Linked DNA regions of Mus musculus: region 1 is linked to region 2. A link is a loop called in an ENCODE intact Hi-C map of the cell type or tissue named here. Cell type or tissue: heart. All regions are shown on one strand.

Region 1 (5,000 bases), 80 kb after region 2:
TATGCCTTCCCCCAAAACAAAAGATGAGAGGGAGAGCAGAGCTTCTGTATTGTAGTAGGTGTCTGAGGGATGTGGGATACCATAGAGCTGCTGGTGGGATGTTAAGTTTTTATTTTATGTATATTTATTTATTTATATGTAAGTACACTGTAGCTGTCTTCAGACACTCCAGAAGAGGGAGTCAGATCTCGTTACAGATGGTTGTGAGCCACCATGTGGTTGCTGGGATTTGAACTCAGGACCTTTGGAAGAGCAGTCGGGTGCTCTTACCCACTGAGCCATTTCACCAGCCCGGATGTTAAGTTTTTAATATTAAGTTTATATAATTATATAATTATATCATTTCTCCCCTTTCCCTTTTCCCTCAAAACTCTTTCATGTGCCATTGTTCTTGCTTCTCTCAAATTCATGGCCTCTTTTTCTTTAAAAAAAAAAATATATATATATATATATACACACACACAATTATATATGTATACACACACACGTATACTCGTATTTAGGGAGATATATGTGTATATATCCCTAAGCACATAAATATACCCTGCACAATTCATAAAATATTACTTGTATGTATATGATTCCATTGTGTAAGACTATTTCTCCGACTCACAGAATTCCTGCTGGAGTTCTTTATTTAGAGCTGAGGTGTCTTGAGCCTTCCCCCTTCCATGTTAGCATATCCATTGGTGTCATTGTTCAAGTCTTATTTAGTCAGCCATGTTGATGAGACTTCATGGTGCACCCTTTCTGACATTTCTAGGAGATGCCGTCTCACAGTAAAGTTCCCATTACTTTGGCTGTTACAGTCTTTCTGCCTCCTTTCTACAACGAACCTGAGGCTTAGGTGCAGGAGCTGTGTTGTAGATGTATTATTTGGGACTAGGCAGCACACAATCTCTTGTTCTTTGCATTTTGATGGGTTGTGCTTTTCTGCAATTGTCTCTGTTGCAAAGAGAAGTTTATTTGGTGAAGAGTTAGAATCACATCTACTCGTAGGCAGATGGGTTAAATATTTGGAGGGTAGTTATGGATTATGCTGCTTTAGGACAGTGGTCGCTGTAGTTTCTGCTAGGTGTCCAGTACCAAGCATGTTTGCCCTCTTGTTCAGCAGGTCTTGTTAGAGAGTTGTTGGTTACTGCCAAGATATGCATGCCACCACTGCGCCCCTATGATTATTTTATCATGTTGGTTGGTTGTGGTTCATATGCGTCATAACTGGGTAGTTCTGTTATTTGCTTTCCTCCCTTGGAGCTTATATGAGGTCGTCTAGTATTATGAGAGCTAGTACTCAGGGAGGGGTGGGGGACTTTCAGGTCATATGAGTCTGGAGGCTTTTAGAAAGCCTTATGGAAGAAACTGAGGTGAGGCAGATGAGCTGGGGAGGGGATGAACTGGTCAGCCAGGGTAGCCCTACCTGGATTCCAAACCATCACACTGCTTTACTGTGGAGAATGTATCATGTTCTCCTCTTAGTTCATGTATCTCCTCTTGTTTTAGCCAGTATTCACGAACAGCCTTCTGAAGATGAACATGGACAGCAGAGCTACTCATTAGGAGCTCTCAAAGAAGCAGGGGCCTTAGTCCTTGACATTCCTGCCTCCAGCAAGGACTTTCTCAGAACTGCTGCTTTTGGGGTCCTTGCCCTGCCTGGCCTGTTTCTATTTCCTGTTCTCATTACTGTACTTTTGAATTGTTAATAGAGGAATATTCAACAAACAGCAGTAAGTCTGTACGGAGTCTTATCTCATACCTTACCCGTTGTTTTTCTGCCTTTGGCCTTTAACTAATAGTCAACACTATTTTGCAATTTCGTTAGAATTTCATGTTAATTTCTTGTTTCTTTTACTAGAAGAAATTCCCTCAGAGTGTGGCAATTGTATCTGTGAAATCCACAAAGTACAGGTCAACAGATATAATACATTGTAAGCCACACATGCTAATTGATAAGTTTGAGGTCAATTATGCTTGAAAAGAAGTTGCATTTAAAATGAAATTTTAATTTAACATTGAACAATTAATTTTGTGTGTATGTATGTGTGCATGTTTATGTGTATGTGCACCTGTGGGGTGGGGAGTTGGGTGCATGTGTGTATGGAAGCCAGAGGTCAACCCTGGGTGCCATCCTTCAGGAGCCATCAACCTTTATTTTTGAGACAAGGTCTCTTGCTGAACTTGGGTTAGCTCCCCAGTTAGGCTCGGTTGACTCGCCCAGGCGTGCTCCTAGGATCCTCGTATTCACACCTCCTCAGCAATGGTGTTAAAAGAAAAATCCTGCTGCCATTCATGACTCTTCACTTGGGTTCTGAGGTTGGGATTCAGGTCCTCAGGAACACTTTACTGAGGGAACCATCATTCAGCCCCTGAGAAAGAATGTAATGCTTTATGGTATATTTGGGCCCTTTGATTCAATCAGGGATCATTCAATATCAGAACATATATTTGTAGACACAGTGATAAAATGCCCCCCATTGCCTACATAGGAATGCACAGAGAATGCTTGATTCTTGTTGCAGAATCTTTTTTGATGAGCTAGATTTACAGCCTTGAGCTAAGAACTCCATACATGTGTTCTTATACAAAGATCAACAGCCTAACCCTTAATATACTTTTCCCAAGTTGAGTTCAATGTGACTCAGGAGGAGATGTTTACTGCCAAGCAGTTTACTGCTCAGCTTGCTTCTTGGTGACCACTCTTTTCCAATAACTGAGAAGAGAAAATTTACTTTCACAGTAAAGCAGAATGTGATGGTTTAGAGGTGTTTCTTCAATGGTGCCCCAAACTGGAAATGATCCAAATATAAAGGAGTAGATGGCTACTTGTAAGTGCAAGGAGCCCAACTGTGAAGCATACATGCTTTTATGGCAACAGCATAGACGTGACTCAAACACTGTGCTAAGCGGAAGAAGCTATCATCCAAAGGCTGAGTGCAGAAAGAGCTTCGGGAACAGAAAATAATGGTTGCCCCGGGGTTGTGGTTAGGGGAGGAGTTGACTCCAGTTGTGGGGTGGGTATGTGCCTGTATGCATTTGTAAAAATGCCCCGAACAGTACAGTACAAAGGAAAAATGTGATATGTACACTATACCTTAAGATAAAGAGATTATTCAAGTGTATAGACTGGAGGTAACTACTGACCGCTGTGAATGTGGTGATCTATAAGAAAGTCCCTTTAGCTAAGAGAGCAAAGGTTAGGAGAATCATGTGAACCTTTTGAGTGAGCAGAAGCAGAGAGAGGCAGGATGGCAGGGAGAGTTTTCAGCGAGCTCCAACGGTATTTGTTTCCTGTTCTAGGGAGGCAGAGAGAGAGCCTCCTCATGGAGGCTCTCCTCCCCCACAAGTTAGTTGTGTGAGGGGAAGGGAGCAGGCCCTTCTGAATCAACTTGGCAGAGTGAAGGAGGCACTCTCCACACAAACAGGAAAAGGGCAGTGGTGACTTTCTAGGCAAGGAACTGGTTACATTTTGTTTATTTGAAGGTGAAGAGTCGTGACATTCTGGGAAATAGGCAAGATGGCCGTTTCCCCTAAGCTACAACCAGCCATGCAGACCTCCTTGCAGGGGCCTGGCTATCTACACTGGAACCAGAAAGGCACGCCCTGCTTTAGCCTCAGGCAGAACGATAATAACAGCGTGCTAGCTCAGTAGTCTGTGTGCTGGAAGGGTTTATGAGGAGGAAGTCCGCAATTACATATTTCTGGGCAAACATTAACCAAGATTGAAACCTAGATTTGAAGAGAAGTAGCAGGCTGGGATCTTGAGCTGCCCTTGGTAGCTGTTCTGCGGATTGTGAACTGTGGTTAGACACTCCTCTGATTCTGAGAGCTAGACGGAAGAGAGGGCAGCACCTACAAGCTGGCAAGAAAATTTTGTCACACTTGTCCCCAGCATGTGGCTGGAATACACTGCCACCGTTGATGAAGGATTATGGGAAACTCTTGCTACTTCCATAACCACGGCGAAGGCGCCACACAGGGCCCATTGTTGCCCTCACACCGATGAGCGAATCCATTCATCCCTGTGGCTTCCCAGCTGCCACTGTGCGCTTGAGAGGCCTCTTCCTGGCAATGTCACCAAGAGCATCTCAATCGCTTCCTACCATCATCTGAACAATTTTGGTTCAACACTGTGGTTTTGTGAATTCTATTTTTAAAACTTCTTAGACCAAACCCTGATGTGCCCAGTCGGGCTAGGCCAACTTAAAAAGAAGCCATGGAGCTAAAGTTAGCTCCAAATCAAGATGGTACAAGTGCATGTGCTTCCTATTTCAGGCAGACCACAGTCATTATATGGAAGGCATCCTGTGTCTTGTTCCCTACCACACACTTTAGGGAGCAGAAGGGCCAGGGGGTGGGGGCAGCCATCAAATAAAGAAGCCAGTGTCTTTCCAGACAAATGGCTCTAACTCCTCTTAGCTTAAGCCGGTGCAGGGGATGGCTTGGGAACTGCCATTGATCCTGAGTCCTGACCAGCTTGATCAAGGGGGATAGGATTTTCGCTCAGGGCTTAGTGGTCTAGAGTTTGACTTCTGATACCACCGCAAAGCCTCCTTTTAGTGTTTCTTCACCAAGAACTCATCTGTGGATGAATCTGATAAGGAAGAAAAACCCGACTTGTGGAGATGTGGTGAAGAAAGTTTGACGAGGGAAGAAGATCAGAGTTCTAATCGAGTTTCAGTCTGTAGCTGGCTGTGTGCTTGGGCCTAATTTCACCTACTGAATTCAGAGAATTGAAGTCAGATTCTCCCAACTCAAAGTTCTGGTATTGTCAACTCTTCTGAGGGAAGAGAGAGAACTATCATCATTCTCATTGTGCACCAAGTAGAAAGAAAGCCTAGTCAGGACCTCAGAGAATCTATAGTTTGGCTTTTTTCAATTCTAGAGTGTTACGAGTAAAATTGCTCTGGGGAATAAGGAGACTTCTGAGACACACCTTCAGGGTACTTGACTTTGAACTTGCAGGCCATAGAGTTTAGGATGTTTTGCCCATTGATGTTAAAAAT
Region 2 (5,000 bases):
GTTAGTTCCCCTGGTGCTGGAGTTACAGGCAGTTGTGAGTGCCTGGTATGAGCTCTAAGAACCAAACTCATGTCCTTTGCACAGGAAGCAAATACTGTCAGACACTGAGCTCTCTGCCACTGTAATGCTGACCTACTAAGTGTTAGCTCTGAGGAGTCACCCCAGGCCCTGGCATCCACTGTTTTGCTTTCATTTCTTCAAATCTGGTGCTCTCACACAAATAGAATCTTCAATAATTTTACACGTGTGTCTGGCCTCTTGCATTTAATTGGATGGTTTCCAAGTTCTTCATGCGGTTGCTAGAGCCAGCATCTCCTCTGTGAAGGGCCAAGTGGTACTGAATTGTGTGTGGATATCACATCCTGGATCTTTATCCCTCAAATACCGTTTGGGGGCATTTACAGGTTGGCTGTCGTGAATACTGTTATAAGCTCAGGGCTGATCACGCCTGAGTTCTTGCTTCTGGTACTGTTGAGTAGAGTTGCTGGGTCATATCACAAAACCATAGTTTCTTTTGAGTGAACCTCACACTTTTCTGGAGTGGCTGCTCTGCTCTGTCATCTGACAGGAGTGTGTGAGGGTATCATTGTACCTCCAGGGTTTGTTCAGATTCTTGTTCTTCCTGTGCTGTCCCACTGGTGGTGTTTCCTGACTGTGCATCTGACCTGCTTTGCCTGTTGTCCGAGTGCAGACAAACTCCTTGATGAGACAGATCCTTGGTGTCAACCCGACCACACCTGTTGGGCAGCGACTGAGGAATGGTACTTGCTATTTATTCATAAGATGCATTGGTGATGTACAAAGTTCTTTACTTTTCTTCTCTTACATGAAACTCAGACAGGAAGTTCTCTGGTCTCTGTACTTCTGTTTCCTACTCAAATGAAGCCCACCCCATCCAGTCTTCCCTCAGTGTGCTCTGTGGGGACAAAGGTTCAGCTGTCTTCAAAGTAATATTGGAATGCCATTTCCTTCCTAGCAAGGCTTGTTAGGTGACCTGATGGACATTCAAGCCAAATCCCATATTTTGTTTTTCAATAGATGCTTATATTTATAGTACCTCCACAGTGTCCCACTAGCTGGCATGCTAACATAATGGAGCAAGAGAGTATAGAGGCACCCCTCCACCCTGTATTCTTGCTGAGGCCATTTCAGGTTTAAATAGATTTGATCTCTACTTAAGGAGAATCTCACGGAAAAGTACCCAACTCTATTCTGGGAACCTGAGGTCAAGGTGCCCCAGCTGATTTATCTTAGCTTCTGTTAAGAAACTGTCTGCTTGTGCTACCCTCTTCCACCCTGACCCAATCCTTGCTGGCTAACCGCTTTTTTCAGCTTCTGTTAAACTGCTTGCTTGTTCAAAGCAGCAGCTGCTGTGAGAGATGCCAGGACATGGTTTCTGCCCCTGTGTGCTGGACACTCAGGACTACAGTTAGGTCTAGAGTACCTGGCTGTAGTCTCAAACAACTGGAATAAAGACTTCTAATTGGCTATAAACTGTGTATGAGTGGCCATCTCTGGTGGCATCCTGCATCTCTCCCCCCAACCCCCAGCAATTCCTTTAGGCTCCAACCTAGCACCAGCTTGCATTGCCACTGTCTGTGCACAGTCAGCCTCTTCCCCTCTCTCTTCTCCCTGTTCTTCTCTGTTTCTCTACTTTCTCTGCCTCTACCCCTTTCCCAGACCTGCTCCCCACAGCACCGATAAACCTTCATATCAGGCCCGTTGCATGGCTGATTCCTCAGGGGAACACCTTGGCGGGTCCCGCAGAGGTGCTCCCTCCCGTCATACTATAGCACCTTGTTATATACACCCCTTCACCCCTCCCCCCAAGAAGGGAAACACAATAGTCTAAGGATGGCCAGGCTTCCTGTCCTGTGACTCAGGATTATTGTAATTAGGACCTGCTGTTTACAGCCCCATGGTCAGCAGTGGTCTCAAGCCTAAGCACTTGCTATTGCAGTTGGTAATTACTCTATAGTAAAAAACAAAACAAACAAAAACAAACAAAAAACACAGAACTACAGCCTGGAGAAGTGAGGTGCTTGGGAACAACGCATGGGGACAGACAGGAAGGAAAGGTGGAGAGAACAAGACATACTGGCTGCAGTTCTGTCTTTTCCCAGACCTACCCTAGCTGATTCATAAGAGCATTTTTTTTTTTTTTACTTCCTTCATCTTCCCAGGGGTCCAAGGTACTTTATAATACCAAGTAAGAAGACTCTAGACACTAGGGCATGAGAGATGGAGGAAGGGCGTGGAGGATGAGTGCTAACTCATCCTTGTGGGACCCAAGAGGATACCAACACAGTGTAATTAGAAAAAAATATATATTCCTCAAAAACGGTGTGCATGCTTGTATATTAGCTGAAGGTCAGCTTCAAATGACAGCTGGCCAGCTCCTCTTCAAAATCTTATTTTCTGATCTGACCCCCCAAATAACAGTGTGTTCTCTTGTTAACTGAGCGCTCTCTCTCTCTCTCTCTCTCTCTCTCTCTCTCTCTCTCTCTCTCATTTTTCTTGGCCTGGGAAAGCTGGTTTTATGTTATTCAGGTTTGAATCGCACAGCCCAGAATCACTGGCCCCTTAAAGAGGCTTTTCTCTCAGCACAGGTCTGGAGGGAGGCAGATGGTTCCCGTCTGCTGCCCAGAGTCAATGTGCTTCCTCCAGCCGACCGCCCCCTTCACCCTCCTTCCCTCCCTCCCTTCCTCCCTCCCTCCCTGCACTCCACCCCACCACTGGGCCTCTCTGTTTTGTCACTGGAAATAATCTTTTATTGCCTAGTTGTTCGGAAGTGACCTTCTGCCCTTGATTAGATAGGGCCAGGCTGTGTCCTGACGGCTCAGGGACTGGCAGTTGCTTCTTTGTGTGGGATGCTGTCATAGGGAGTACAATGTCTGCAGAGGGGGCCTGTGGGGGAGGAGATGGGGGTGAGAATGAGCAGGCTGTAAAAACAATGACATATTTAAAAATGCTCTTGTCCTTATTAAACTCCTTCTGTTTACTTTGCAGGCCGTTTTAGGACAGATGCTCACACCAGGATTTTAGCGATGTTACACAGTATACAGATAGATTATAAATTGTGTGTGGTTCAACATCAAGGTATTAATCAAAATATAAACTGGACATAGATCTACATCAACATATTAATCAAAAGTGCTGTTGAGTTCCTCCAAGAACAATTTTCCAGATGGTCTCTATTATTTTAAGTAAAATGTGTACAAAGCCACAGAGTGGAAGTTTGCTCAGTGTGCTTTGAAAGGTGGCTCTAAATTTTTTTTTTCTTAATTATAGATATACAGGATGACTTTGTTGCCTGCTGGATACAGGGAAGGACCAGTGATTTTGTGTCTTTCAGAACAGTTCTTCGATGCCTGTGGTGCCAAATTCATGGGATGTGTGTTAGAACTGGTAGAGGAGAAGATGGGAGAAGTTGACTTTTCCAGCTCTAAACTGTACTCGTGGATACACTACTCTTCCGCGATAGTCAGATTTGAGGACTGTGAGGTTGATTAGCATATTAACGTCTTCATTTTGACATTTCCTAGTCTGAGGGTAAACTGCCTTCTTTGCTCCAAGCTTCTGGGCTTTCTGTTTTTTTGTCGTGATTTTTTTACTGTGAGCAGCCTATCCCTTGTCGTGGCTTAAAAGGAATGTGACTTTTCTAGCTTACTCCGGAATGTACCGGCTGTCTCTGATTTCCTAGGTTTGAATGTGAAGAGGAACCTGCTGTAAAGGTGATAGGGATCCTGGTGTCCCCTGAGGCAGCCGGAAGGTATGTGAAGGAAGGAAGCTAAAGATGAAAGGGAGAGAGGGAACTTCAGGCTTTGTTTCATAGGTGGCAGTGTTCCTGGAGATCCAGACTAACTCCCCATTAACTCGTTTTCCATCCTCATTTAAGAATGGACATTTTCATAACGTTACACATATAAGGGGTTACAAAGAAAAAAACGATTTTTGTCCTCTGCCTTTTCCAGGTTTCACCATTTATGCTTTATTGAATAAATATCTCCCCGCCCCCAAATCAACATGAAAAACTTACACCTATTTTTTAGAATATAGTGACATAGAAATGTGTGTCTATCATTATCTGCCATCTAGCAAAAAAAAAAATAGTTACATATATCATCTGTCAATTAGTCTACCTTATTTCTATCGTTTGTTTGTCTATCATCTATCTATTGTTTGTCCATCATGTGCTTTAAGCAGTGGATACCGCTGTTAGGTTTTATTAGCAGGCAAGATAAACAGTTTGAAGCAAACCTGCCCTTTGCTGGTTTCCTGAGTTGTGCTCGACAGTTTGGGAATGGCCAGGGAAGATGGAGGGCAACACACCTCCAAGTGGTATGATTGGGTGTCTGGGTTTCTCTTCTTCTAGCAGAGAGAGCTAGAAGCCTGCAGGAACAGCGGCGGGGCTGCCTCTATTGTAAATGGGGGCCACACAGCCACAAAAAACGTGTCCTGCAGAAGGACCAAATTGAAGACAGTGAGAACGCAAGAATTGCCAGCCAATCAGGAACTGCTGTTTAGAATAGCGACTCTTGGGACCAATGGGGATGTGGGTGGAGGTTATTAAAGGACTTAGCAGCAGTGTGCAGCATTTCTCAGGCGCTCCTGGAGTCTGTATCAACGTTGACTCTGTGCCAACTCGCCCCCAACCCCCAAGAGCAGGTAGGGGCGGGCAGAGAGCTGTCCAGGGCACAGGCACCCAGCATTGTTGACGGACCACTTCATAGTTACAAATCTCCTTTAATGGGGGCTCAACTTTGCCTGTTGCTACAAGGACTGCGCTCATGGTTCGACCTCGTGGTGCGGCTGTTGTGTCCCTTCGGTGTTTTCTTTGGTGAGTTGGCCCTTTGATGTTTTATGTTGTGGGTCGCGTGAAGGTGAGCGCGTGGACCTCACTTCTGTCTTCTTTGTCTTTTCTGTCTGTCCATCCTGGTAATCGAGGTTTTGGTTTCGGTTTGGTTCGAGGGTGAGTGTGCAGCGAGCATGAGACAAGC

The links. Peaks named below come from ENCODE experiments on the same cell type or tissue, not always from the same donor. Only the 100,000 strongest peaks of a DNase experiment are listed, where the experiment ranks them.
Region 1: a loop joins it to region 2, with 1.8 times the contacts of the local background. A loop is called at or near these places in 6 of 42 quality-filtered maps.

The regions. Positions count from the first base shown.
Region 1 is chr3:37,744,505-37,749,504 of GRCm38, forward strand. No RefSeq gene overlaps it. Among named protein-coding and RNA genes, the nearest start is that of Gm42210, 6.2 kb to the right of the region's middle. In heart, no CTCF peak of the experiment used is centred here; no DNase peak of the experiment used is centred here; H3K27ac peaks cover 786 bases.
Region 2 is chr3:37,664,227-37,669,226 of GRCm38, forward strand. No RefSeq gene overlaps it. Among named protein-coding and RNA genes, the nearest start is that of Gm46799, 10 kb to the left of the region's middle. In heart, no CTCF peak of the experiment used is centred here; a DNase peak (open chromatin) is centred at 2,855; H3K27ac peaks cover 736 bases; H3K27me3 peaks cover 324 bases.